Regions from separate parts of the Homo sapiens genome. Here region 2 is linked to region 1. A link is an interaction called in ENCODE POLR2A ChIA-PET data of the cell type or tissue named here. Cell type or tissue: PC-9. All regions are shown on one strand. Each heading gives the region's core, and the rest is flanking DNA. Links, peaks and the distances in the headings are about the cores only. Region 1 holds the start of SNORD13C (small nucleolar RNA, C/D box 13C). Region 2 has its middle 26 kb from the start of LINC02988.

Region 1 (5,373 bases), core at 49-5,048:
CAAGGTGATTGTGATTTTGACTAATAAAAAAGAATTTGTAATTGTGGGGGAACTTGGCTTTTAAGGGAGGGGATAGCATGTTAATTGAGATTTCTGTCCTCAGATCTCTCATCCAGCCACTTTCCTAACCTGGCAACCACTGATTTCCAAGCATAGCCTTGGTGCAAGGGCAGAAATCTGGGCTAGTGGTTTAACATGTCTGAAACTTTGGGTTAAGTGTCTTCCCAGAAGCTTATCTTTCCTTCCAGGGGTGGGATAAAAGGAGTTAATCACCCATGCTTCTTTTCCCCATCCTTTGCCCATCTTTACCACCTGAGGGATTCAGGAACTTGCCCACCCTCAAGAGCCTCAAAGGATAGGCCAGAATTAAAGTCAGAAACTTTAATTTCCAAATATATTGATCAAAAATATACAACTTCAACAGCAACTCTTTATCCTAAGGAGAGATCCCGCAGTATATCTAGGGAAAGGGCCATAAAAGTGAGGGGGTAGAGGACTTTGGGGTATATCCCAAACTTCCCCTGCAACTAAACAGAGTTTGTTCTCTGCATTAACAACACAGCGATTTCCTCATTTCCTCCTACATGTTTGGAGAGGCTGAAGGCTCTGCAGTTCTTCCTGGAATGACAGCCTGGGTCCATTCCTCTCTAGGAGATGTCCAGGGGAAGGAGGACATCTGCTTACTACTCCTACAGTGTTTCTGGCCAGATCCTACACCCCATTTTAGAGGCTTCCTGATAGGCATGAAGGGAAGTCATCCACATCCATGGTATCTGAGAAGGAATTTATGCCTCAGTCGTGGCTTGTGCTGAGGTGAAGACCACACTCTTTCGGTTTTCCAGCCTCTTCTTCCTGGAAAGGGGAATGGCTCATGAGAATGACTGCTATCTAAGTGAAGCAGATTAGAGGTGAAATAGGAGAATGCTTTTTAACAGAAAAGAGGGCTGGGCAAGGTGTTTCACACCTATAATCCCAGCACTTTGGGAGGCTGAGGCGGGCGGATCACTTGAGGTCAGGAGTTGGAGACCAGCCTGGGCAATGTAGTGAAAACCCGTCTCTGCTAAAAATACAAAAATTATCTGGGCATGGTGGCACATGCCTGTAGTCCCACCTACTCAGGAGGCTGAGGTGGGAGGACCACTTGAGCCCGGGAGGTGGAGGTTGCAGTGAGCTGTGATAAAGCCATGCACTCCAGCCTCGACAACAGTGAGAACCTGTCTCAAAAAGCGGGTGGCTCATGCCTATAATCCCAGTACTTTGGGAGGCTGAGGCAGGCGAATTGCCTGAGGTCAGGAGTTTGAGACCAGCCTGGCCAATATGGTGAAACCTTGTCTCTACTAAAAGTACAAAAATTAGCTGGGTGTGATGGTGCGTGCCTGTAGTCCCAGCTACTCGGGAGGCTGAGGCAGGAGAATTGCTTGAACCCAGAAGGCAGAGGTTGCAGTGAGCTGAGATTGCACACCACTGCACTCCAGACTGAGTAACAGAGCAAGACTCCGTCTCCCACCTACCAAAAAAAAAAAAAAAAAGAAGAAGGGACTGGAGGAATGGAAAGTAGGGCCTCACCGAATCTTTCTAGCAATGAAATAAACAGCCAGGAGAAGGCAGAGACAGCCAACCAAGATTCCTACACCTAGACTCAGCATTTCACCTGGGGGAGATAAAGGTAAAAGGTGTCAGCCTAGGACTAACATAGATTTTGAGCCTTTCCCCCACTCGGTGAGGACACCTCCCCTCCCCGCATTATCTTATAAGGCTGGCTTACCTGTGGTATACGAGGATCCTGCTGTAAGAGAAGAAAATGGGTCAGTGGGACTTCAGATCCCCATCCCAGCTGGGAGCAGCACTCTCTGCTGCTGTGCCTGGGAGAATCCCCCGGGGGCACCCTGGGGTGGGGGTTGGTTCCCAGTCCAAGCAAGTCCCAGAAACCCCCTCCCCTTTTAGCCTTTTCTTCCCATTGGCTCCCTAGTTCCTGCCATTGTGTCCCCCTCAGTTTCCCATCTCTTCTGAGCCGTGCAGAATCACCTTGGATGAAAGAAGCAAAGACCATGCGCTGATTGAGAGGCTGAAGGGCTCGGTAGTTCTGTACCAGAAGCTTAGAGGGCTCCTCTTCTGTGGAGAACAATGTCCCCTGAAGCTTTTCCAGCTGAGGAGCAGAAGCGTGGGAGAGGTGTTACTTTGGGGAGTGGGAAGGGGTCTGAAGTTACAACTGTGTCTCACCTCACCTCGTTTCTCCACCACTTACCTGTTCCATTGAAATCTGGGACCTTCTATAAAAAACTGTCCAGAGCACACTCTGGTAGCAAGGGGGAGTTGTGAGCGAGCCATTGTAGCGGAAGTACTGCCCCAGCTGTTTGGGGAGCAGCTCTCTTAGGTTGAAGGGAGGCACTGAGGTCTTCTGATCTGGGGAGAACAGACTGGGACTCATCTTCCTTTCAGTGTGCCCTAGCTTACCTAGATAGGGCTCCCAGAAGCAAAATTCCTTGGCTCTATGTAATTGCTTCATCCCAAGGCTTTTAAGGATAGTTTTTGAAAGTCTAATCTTACTTCCTGCTATAGATTTTTAAGGCTCACCTTTATGCCTGACTTCATGCAAGTGACTCAGAATGTGTTCATAAGCTATATTCTTAGTCTCACCCACCTGGAAGAGAAGGAAAGGGAGAGAGTTTGGAATGAGTCCATGTTTGGAATAAGAAATTTATGTACAGAATAAATGGTCAGGGTGGGCTGCTGCCTGCCATAGGAAGGAGGCCAGCAACAGAAATAGGTTTGAGGGTTGCAGAGGAAGTGGAGAGAAACCTGGAAGGGACTGGGGGCTACTGACCTCAATTAGGATGCCCAGGACAGCCAGGCCCTGAGGCCTCTCAGCAGCCTCACTCAAGCTGTCATAGGAATCAGAGTCATAATGTACAATGTGGAGCTAAAGGAAGGAAGAGGGAATTGAATCATGGAATGTCTGCACCCCCTTCAAGGCCTTGATCCTAGCTGCCACCATCCCCCCGCTGTCCCCGGCAGGCACTAAGTCTGTCCCTCAGAGATTGGCCTTATCCCCCCAGCATGACTTTTCCTAAGGTCCAGATCCTTTCCCCAGGACCACCCATCCCTGTTACTTTGTCTGAGTCCCAGCTCTTTGTTCCCTGGTACCTCTGCAAATGTGGCTTCACTGTTGATCTGGTGTTCTGACCCCCCTGGGGATCCTTTCTGACCCCAGTGCAGGTGGAGCTGGGCAGCTACATATTTTCGGGGAAGTCCACCCAGATACAGGGTAGAGGGCAGAGAGAGTTGCACTGTGAGGAAAAGAGCAAACTCGGATTGGTGGAGGCATGTGGATACATTCCCACTCCTGGGTTGCCACCACTTCTTGGGAGACTTGGCCCTCTTCCAGTTTTCTCCCCCAGTAGCACCCAGTTCCTCCCATAGGCCAGTGCTTTTCTAGCATATCTTCCTTTTTCTTGGTGAAGACCAAGTCAGTGCAATGATACCTACCTACTGAGCTTGGTTATAAACATTTCGATTCCCGCTTTGGCTACAGGATCCTGATCCCCATTCTCATATCTCCAAATTCATGGACAAAGGTTTTTGAGAATTCGTAGGTTAGGAAAATGCTGCTTTCCTCTGACTCCTGAGGTTATTTGTTTGTTTATTTATGTCAGATGGGTAATGTGCCAACATCTTGACAAGATTTGAGGGCGGCACATCTTACGCATGCTCAGGAACACCCCATCATCATGCCCATGAACTACAAAAGGATCTGACTCCTAAGATCTGAGCTGGAGCCTACAACTCCTTGGAGCCTGTGCTTTTACCTGTGTGGCCATTGTTGTGCAGGTCCAAAGGCTCGGTGCCAGGCTGGTCATATCCGTGGGGCTGCAGAGCAGGCAAATCAGGGTCAAATGTCACACTGTCTGTCTGAATATCGATGGGCGACTGGGCATTGTTTCCACACTCAGGGTAAGAGGCTGGCCAATGGTCCTGACCATGTGGGCCTGGTGGGGGTTACCAAAGACATTGGTCCTGTCCTCCAGCTCTAGCTACCCTTCAACAGCACCCCCTCCCTTTGACCCTTCCCCTAACCAAGCCATACATCTGTGTGGAGGTAGAAATGGACTTCCCTCCACCCAGGTTAAGACCCCAGTTGTATAGGGATGGGTGAGGTAGGAGTCCTGTTGAGTCTCATGCTGCAGTTCCCCTTCCCTACCCAGAGGCAGTGATGATTCCCCAACTATCCTGATGAATGGGGAGTGGTAGCTCTTTTACTTACCTGTATTTTGAGGACAAGAAAGCTGAATGAGGGCAGAGGGGATGCATAGAAAACCTGAATACCCTGAGAGATGGGATTAGAGAGTAGGAGTAGAAAAATGGGAGAAATAAAATGATCCTAGATAGGCCAGGCACAGTGGCTCATGCCTGTAATCCCAGCACTTTGGGAGGCCGAGGCAGGTGGATCGCTTGAGGTCAGGAGTTCGAGACCAGCCTGGCCAACATGGTGAAACCCCATCTCTACTAAAAATGCAAAAATTAGCCAGACGTGGTGGTGGGCACCTGTAATCCCAGCTACTCGAGAAGCTGAGGCAGGAGAATCACTTAAACCCAGGAGGTGGAGTTTGCAGTGAGCCCAGATTGCGCCACTGCACTCCAGCCTGGGTGACAGAGCAAGACTCTGTGTCAAAAAAAAAAAAAAAAAAAAAAATAACCTAGAGAGATACGGTCTCCTGGAGGCCCCTATCAAGTGGCCTTGGGATTCAGATATCCTGACTTCTCATCATTCACTTCTTGCTCTCACACTGACCGTTTATCATGAACTTGAGTTTGGTTAAGTCATTAATCAGTAGTTCATAGGAACTGAGTTCCACCTCCCCCAGGGTCAGAAACTATCCTGCCAGCCTCTTCCTCACCCCTGACCTCCAGCTCTGTCCCAATTTCAGATGCAGGTTAGGGGTAGGATGGATTAGGATAGACGGAGCCAGAAGGAGACCTGGCAGCTAAGCTCAGAGTTCCCACCCAGCTTCCTTTCCACCCCAGCTCCCTCACTCCTACACGATTTACTGAGGACTTAACTAGCTTTTCTGCCAAATCAGGAGGTGTAGGATTTGATGATTAGAGCAGGATCTAGGAGCCATATATGTGAAACTCAAGGCAGGAGGAGATCCAGAAGGGAGGAGCTAGGGTGAGAAGGTAAAGGAAGTCTCCTCCCACCCGCACAGTGTGTCTTCCTGCCAGGTGAGGAGGTCCCAGTGTGAAAGGGTTGTCGGGAGGCCTTGAGATCTGCTCACCCTCATACGTCCAGTGTTGACCTGCAAGGCAGAATAGTTTGGGTTACAGCCAGCGCAGCCTGGGGCAGAACCCTGGCCTCCACACTCCCCTCCCTCTGGC
Region 2 (5,373 bases), core at 113-5,112, 76 kb after region 1:
AATACCAGCACTTTGGGAGGCCAAGGAGGGCAAATCACTTGAGCTCTGGAGTTCAAGACCAGCCTGGGCAATATGGTGAAACCCCGTCTCTACTAAAATTACAAAAATTAGCCAGGCGTGGTGGTGCGTGCCTGTAGTCCCTGTTACTCTGGAGGCTGAGGCACGAGAATCACTTGAGCCCGGGAGGCAGGGAGGTTGCAGTGAGCAGAGGTTGCACCACTGCACTCTAGCCTGGGCGACAGAGCGAGACTCTGTCTCAAAAAAAAAAATTATTATTTTTTGAGACAGAAAAAAATTATTATTTTTTTGATACAGGTTGCTCACTGCAACCTCCGCCTCCCAGACTCAAATGATTCTCGTGCCTCAGCCTCCCCAGAAACTGGGATTACAGGCATGCACCACCAAGCCTGGCTAATTTTTTGTATTTTTAATAGAGACGGGGTTTCACCATGTTGCCCAGGCTGGTCGCAAACTCCTGGCCTCAAGTAATCCACCTGTCTCAGTCTCCCAAACTGCTGGGATTACAGGCATGAACCACTGCTCCCGGCCCGATTATTCTTATTTTTTGTTTAGTTCTTCAGTGAAATCAACTAAGTCAGTGAGAAATTTGATGAGGGGAGGAAGTTAGTGACAGTCCAAACTCCTTTTTTATTTTTTAAATATCAAGTTCTCAGTAATTTGCAAGTGTTAAAATTCATAGAACTAGCCAGGCACGGTGGCTCACACCTGTAATCCCAGCACTTTGGAAGGCTGAGGCAGGCGGATCACGAGGTCAAGAGATCATGACCATCCTGGCCAACATGGTGAAACCCCGTCTCTATTAAAAACACAAAAATTAGCCGGGTGTGGTGGCGGACGTCTGTAATCCCAGCTACTTGGGAGGCTGAGGCAGGAGAATTGCTTGAACCCGGGAGACGGAGGTTGCAGTGAGCTGAGATCGTGCCACTGCACTCCAGCCTGGGAGACAGAGTGAGACTCCGTCTGGAAAAAAAAAATCACAGAACCAAGGTTTATAAGCATAATGCACTTGTATGAAGAATAATCATTCATAGCAGATTGGAATAAACCCTCCTAAATATCTTTCTAAAAGCCAGATTTGAAACTTATTTTGATATTTGATAAGAATTTTCATATTAGGCTGACAATCAATACAGGTTCCTGGTTGGCTGGCATTATTAATGCTGAGCCTTAACGCTTTGCTAGAGCCCCTCTCCTTTTTTTTTTTTTGAGACAGAGTCTTGCTCTGTTGCCCAGGCTGGAGTGCAGTGGGGCAATCTTGGCTCACTGCAGCCTCCCTGCCCCCTAGGCTCAAGGGATTCTCATGCCTTAGCCTCCAGAATAGCTGGGACTACAAGCACCTGCCACTGAACCCGGCTAATTTTGTATTTTTAGTAGAGATGGGGTTTTGCCATGTTGCCAAGGCTGGTCTTGAACTCCTGCCCACCTCAGCCTCCCAAAGTGCCGGGATTACAGGCACGAGCCACCACATCTGGCCAGAGCCCTTTTTTTGAGTACAAATGCTCAGACCTCCCTTCTTCCTTTTCCCTACCACATTCTCTGCATTTGGCTAGAAGGGCAAGCTTTGTTTGTGATGCACTTTGAAAGGAAGTGAAGAGGTCTAAGAGGTAAAGCTGGAACAGAAAGCTAAAGGTGTAAAAAATGTCCCAATGGCCAGGACTTTGCGGGTACGTGGAGGCGGGGAGCTGAAAATCTTAATTCTCTACCTCCTTGTTTTTCATGCAGAAATGAAGTTCTTTATCTCATTCAATGGAATTAGCCCAGAGAAGCCCTTTTCCCTTACAATTTTCAGGTCTAATGTGAATGTTTTGGACAACCTTTAGACTAATACAGTGGATCTCAAGCAGGGGTGATTTTGTTCCCCTGGGGACATTTAGCTGTGTCTGGAGATATTTTTGGTTGTCACACCGGGATGTGTGTGGGAGTGCTACTGCATCAAGTGGGAAGATGCCAGGGGTGCTGCCAAAACGTCCCACAGTGCACAAGACAGCCCCGCAACAAAGGGTGATCAGAATGCCAGTAGTGTGAAGGTGAAAAATCTTGGGTTAATAGGATATTATTTAGTTTTTGACAGATTTTCCATGCTTTGAGGTCAGTTAAAAGGGTAGTGTGTAAAATTTTTATTATAAAAGTATAAACACTAGAGGGCAGTACCTGCCCGATAATTGCAACGGATGTGACTTTGGGCGGGGTCTCTGAAGGAAAAAAAAAAGAAGCTAGTGATTTAGGTAACTGGAAGATAAGTGACTATAGGAGACCCTTAAAGAGGTATTTAAGTAATTTTAAATCAAAAGACAGTTTTGCTTGGTGTGGTGGTGTGCCTGTAGTCCCAGCTCTGCTTGAGCCCAGGAGATGGAGACCTGTCTGGGCAGCATAGCAAGACCCCATTTTTTTTTTTTTAAAGAGTTTTAACAACTACTGCTTCTGAGGTCAGGAAAAGCAGAACAAGCAGTTTTTTCTTCTGCTTTTCTATAATGATGGCTTGTGAGCTTTTGCCAGAGAAGGGAAAATTCACACTAGGTTTTCACACACACAAACACTAACGTCATTGCCACTTACACTTCTATTTGCTCTGATGAGGCAGATGATGGAAAGTCGCTATTCCTAGGGCATGTAGATCATTGTAATGCTGTGAGAGATGTGTCTGGAACAGGGGAACTTGGAGCAGACAGGCAAAACATCACGACTGAGTCCGTTAGACAAGTCAGAATCTGACTCAGCTCTTTTTTTTTTTTTTTTTTTTCCCGAGATGAAAAAAACCTCCAGCCCAGGCTGGAGTTCAGTGGTGCAATCTCTGCTTGGCTCACTGCAACTTCCACCTACCGGGTTCAAGCGATTCTTGTGCCTCAGCCTCCCCAGTAGCTGGGACTACAGGCACGCGCCACCATGCCCAGCTAATTTTTGTATTTTTTTGTTGTAGACATGGGGTTTCACCACATTGGCCAGGCTGGTCTCCAACTCCTGACCTCAGGTGATCCGCCTGCCTCGGCCTCTCAAAGTGCTGGGATTACAGGCATGAGCCACCGTGTACAGCCTGACTCAGCTCTTTTGAAACGGATCAATAATATCTAGTTTGTTGCTTGAAGCTATTTACATTAGCTAGCTATGCAAGAATGTAGTACAATTTTCTGTTTTCTCCTAAGGTTCAGTCCAATTTTAAAAAATGAAACAAATAGGCTGGGCGTGGTGGCTCACGCCTGTAATGCCAGCACTTTGGGAGGCTGAGGCAGGTGGATCACGAGGTCAGGAGATTGAGACCATCCTGGCTAACACGGTGAAACCCCGTCTCTACTAAAAATACAAAAATTAGCTGGGCGTGGTGGTGGGCGCTTGTGTTCCCAGCTACTCAGGAGGCTGAGTCAGGAGAATGGCGTGAACACGGGAGGTGGAGCTTGCAGTGAGCCAAGATTGCCCCACTGCACTCCAGCCCAGGCGACAGAGCGAGACTCCATCTCTAAAAAAAAAGAAGAAAGAAGAAAGAAACAAATGGGGCATTTTTTGTTTTTAGTGTCAGAAATCTGGGCTCAAACCAAGTTTTTGGATATGTTAATATAAGCTGACCTCACCTCTGCCCTCAAATAGGACAAACCATTTGCTAAATTCACATTAAATCTACACATTCCTGGCTGGGCGTAGTGGCTCATGCCTGTAATTCCAGCACTTTGGGAGATCAAGGCAGGTGGACCACTTGAAGTCAGGAGTTCGAGACCAGCCTGGCCAACATGGTAAAACTCTACTAAAAATACAAAAATTAGCCAGGCATGGTGGTGCACGCCTGTAGTCCCAGATACTCAGGATCTGGGCGTGAGCCCAGATCACGCCACTGTAGTCCAGCCTGGGTGACAGAGCGAGACTCTATCTAAAAAAACAAAAAAAAACAAAAAAAAGCCCAAAACTGCACATTTCTTTTTATTTATTATTAAATATTTAAGGTACACAGTGGTATCAAGAATGGACATTGATCGACTTGTCACTCAGTTTAAAAAATGAAACATCAACAATGCAGTTGAAGCCCCCTGTGCATCCTTCTCCAGTTGTATCCTTCTCCTGCCTCCCCCTGACGTCATTCCCAGGTAAATGAGTTTGATGTGGAACATTCCTTTTTGTTTTTTGAGACAAGAGTCTTACTCTGTCACCGAGGCTGGAGTGCAGTGGCACAATCTTGGCTCACTGCATCCTCTGGCTCCCGGGTTCAGTGATTCTCCTGCCTCAGCCTCCTGAGTAGCTAGGGTTACAGATGCGCAACAACACACCTGGCTAATTTTTGAATTTTTAGTAGAGATGGGGTTTCGCCATGTTGGCCAGGCTGGTCTTGAACTCCTGATCTCAAGTGATCCACCTGCCTCAGCTCCCAAAGTGCTGGGATTACAGGCATGAGCCACTGCGCATGGCCTGTTCAGACTTTTATTATATATGTTAAATATGCTCAGTAATATATAATTTCTGCATATTTAAAATTTGTATATAAATGACGTTGTAACTGTTCTTCTGTAATTTGTGTTTTCTCTTAAATAGGTTTGTAAGATCATCCATGTTGATACATGTAACTCCAGTTTTTGTCTACCAACATTTTTGGTATCTGCATACTTGCTAATTCACATAATGATGTTATGAACATTCTCATGTGTAGTTGAGTTATGTGTATGTAAGAGTTCTTTTTGTCTGTTTGTTTTTAAGACAGAGTCTTGCTCTGTCACCCAGGGTGGAATGCAGTGGCACGACTTCGGCTCACTGCAACATCTGCCTCCTGGGTTCAAGCGGTTTTCGTGCCTCAGCCTCCCAAGTAGCTGGGACCACGGATGCGCGACACCACACTCAGTTAATTTTTGTATTTTTAGTAGAGACAGGGTTTCACTGTGTTGGCCAGGCTGGTCTTGAACTCCTGGCCTCATGTGATCTGCCCACCTTGGCCTCCCAAAGTGCTGGGATTATAAGCGCGAGCCACTGTGCCTGGCCTGTAAGAGTTCTTTAGAGCAGGGATTGGCAAACCATGGTCTGGCCCGTGGACCCTCCACCTTTTTTTTGTATGACCCAGACACTAAGGTGGTTTTTACATTTCTGAATGGTTTTTAAAAATGGAAAGACTAATATTTTATGACACATGAAAATTCAAGTTTCAGTGTCCATAAGTAAAGTTTTATTGGAACAGCCATGCTCATGCATTTATATATTACCTAAGGCCGTTTTCAGGCCTAGTGAGTGGTTGTAACAGAGACTGGATGGCGTGCAAAGCCTAAAATATCTGGTATCTAATTCTATGCAGAAAATGTTTGCTGATTACTGCTCTAGTGTGTACGTGGAATGAAATTGCTGGGTTCCACATATTCATTTTTTGCTGTCTTATCAATTAGATCT

What was found. Peaks named below come from ENCODE experiments on the same cell type or tissue, not always from the same donor. Only the 100,000 strongest peaks of a DNase experiment are listed, where the experiment ranks them.
Region 2: POLR2A ChIA-PET joins it to region 1 with 11 read pairs; 6 of 35 experiments call an interaction of 5 or more read pairs at or near these places.

The regions. Positions count from the first base shown.
Region 1 is chr1:150,260,072-150,265,444 of GRCh38, reverse strand. It overlaps CA14 (carbonic anhydrase 14), which reads right to left. Exons shown (of 11, transcript NM_012113.3): 2 at 5,274-5,294; 3 at 3,807-3,986; 4 at 3,145-3,287; 5 at 2,825-2,920; 6 at 2,575-2,641; 7 at 2,246-2,403; 8 at 2,026-2,146; 9 at 1,766-1,786; 10 at 1,567-1,651; 11 at 367-852. The coding sequence ends at 786. It overlaps SNORD13C (small nucleolar RNA, C/D box 13C), which reads right to left and starts at 3,751; the gene lies at 3,648-3,751. It overlaps APH1A (aph-1A gamma-secretase subunit), which reads left to right. Exons shown (of 7, transcript NM_001077628.3): 7 at 1-41. In PC-9, for the core only: no CTCF peak of the experiment used is centred there; a DNase peak (open chromatin) is centred at 2,574; H3K4me3 peaks cover 314 bases; H3K27ac peaks cover 2,873 bases.
Region 2 is chr1:150,184,277-150,189,649 of GRCh38, reverse strand. No RefSeq gene overlaps it. Among named protein-coding and RNA genes, the nearest start is that of LINC02988, 26 kb to the right of the region's middle. RefSeq lists a cis regulatory region at 2,546-2,832. In PC-9, for the core only: CTCF peaks have their summits at 1,978 and 2,182 (motif pointing right); DNase peaks (open chromatin) are centred at 2,209, 2,749, 3,079 and 3,369; H3K4me3 peaks cover 1,378 bases; H3K27ac peaks cover 1,673 bases.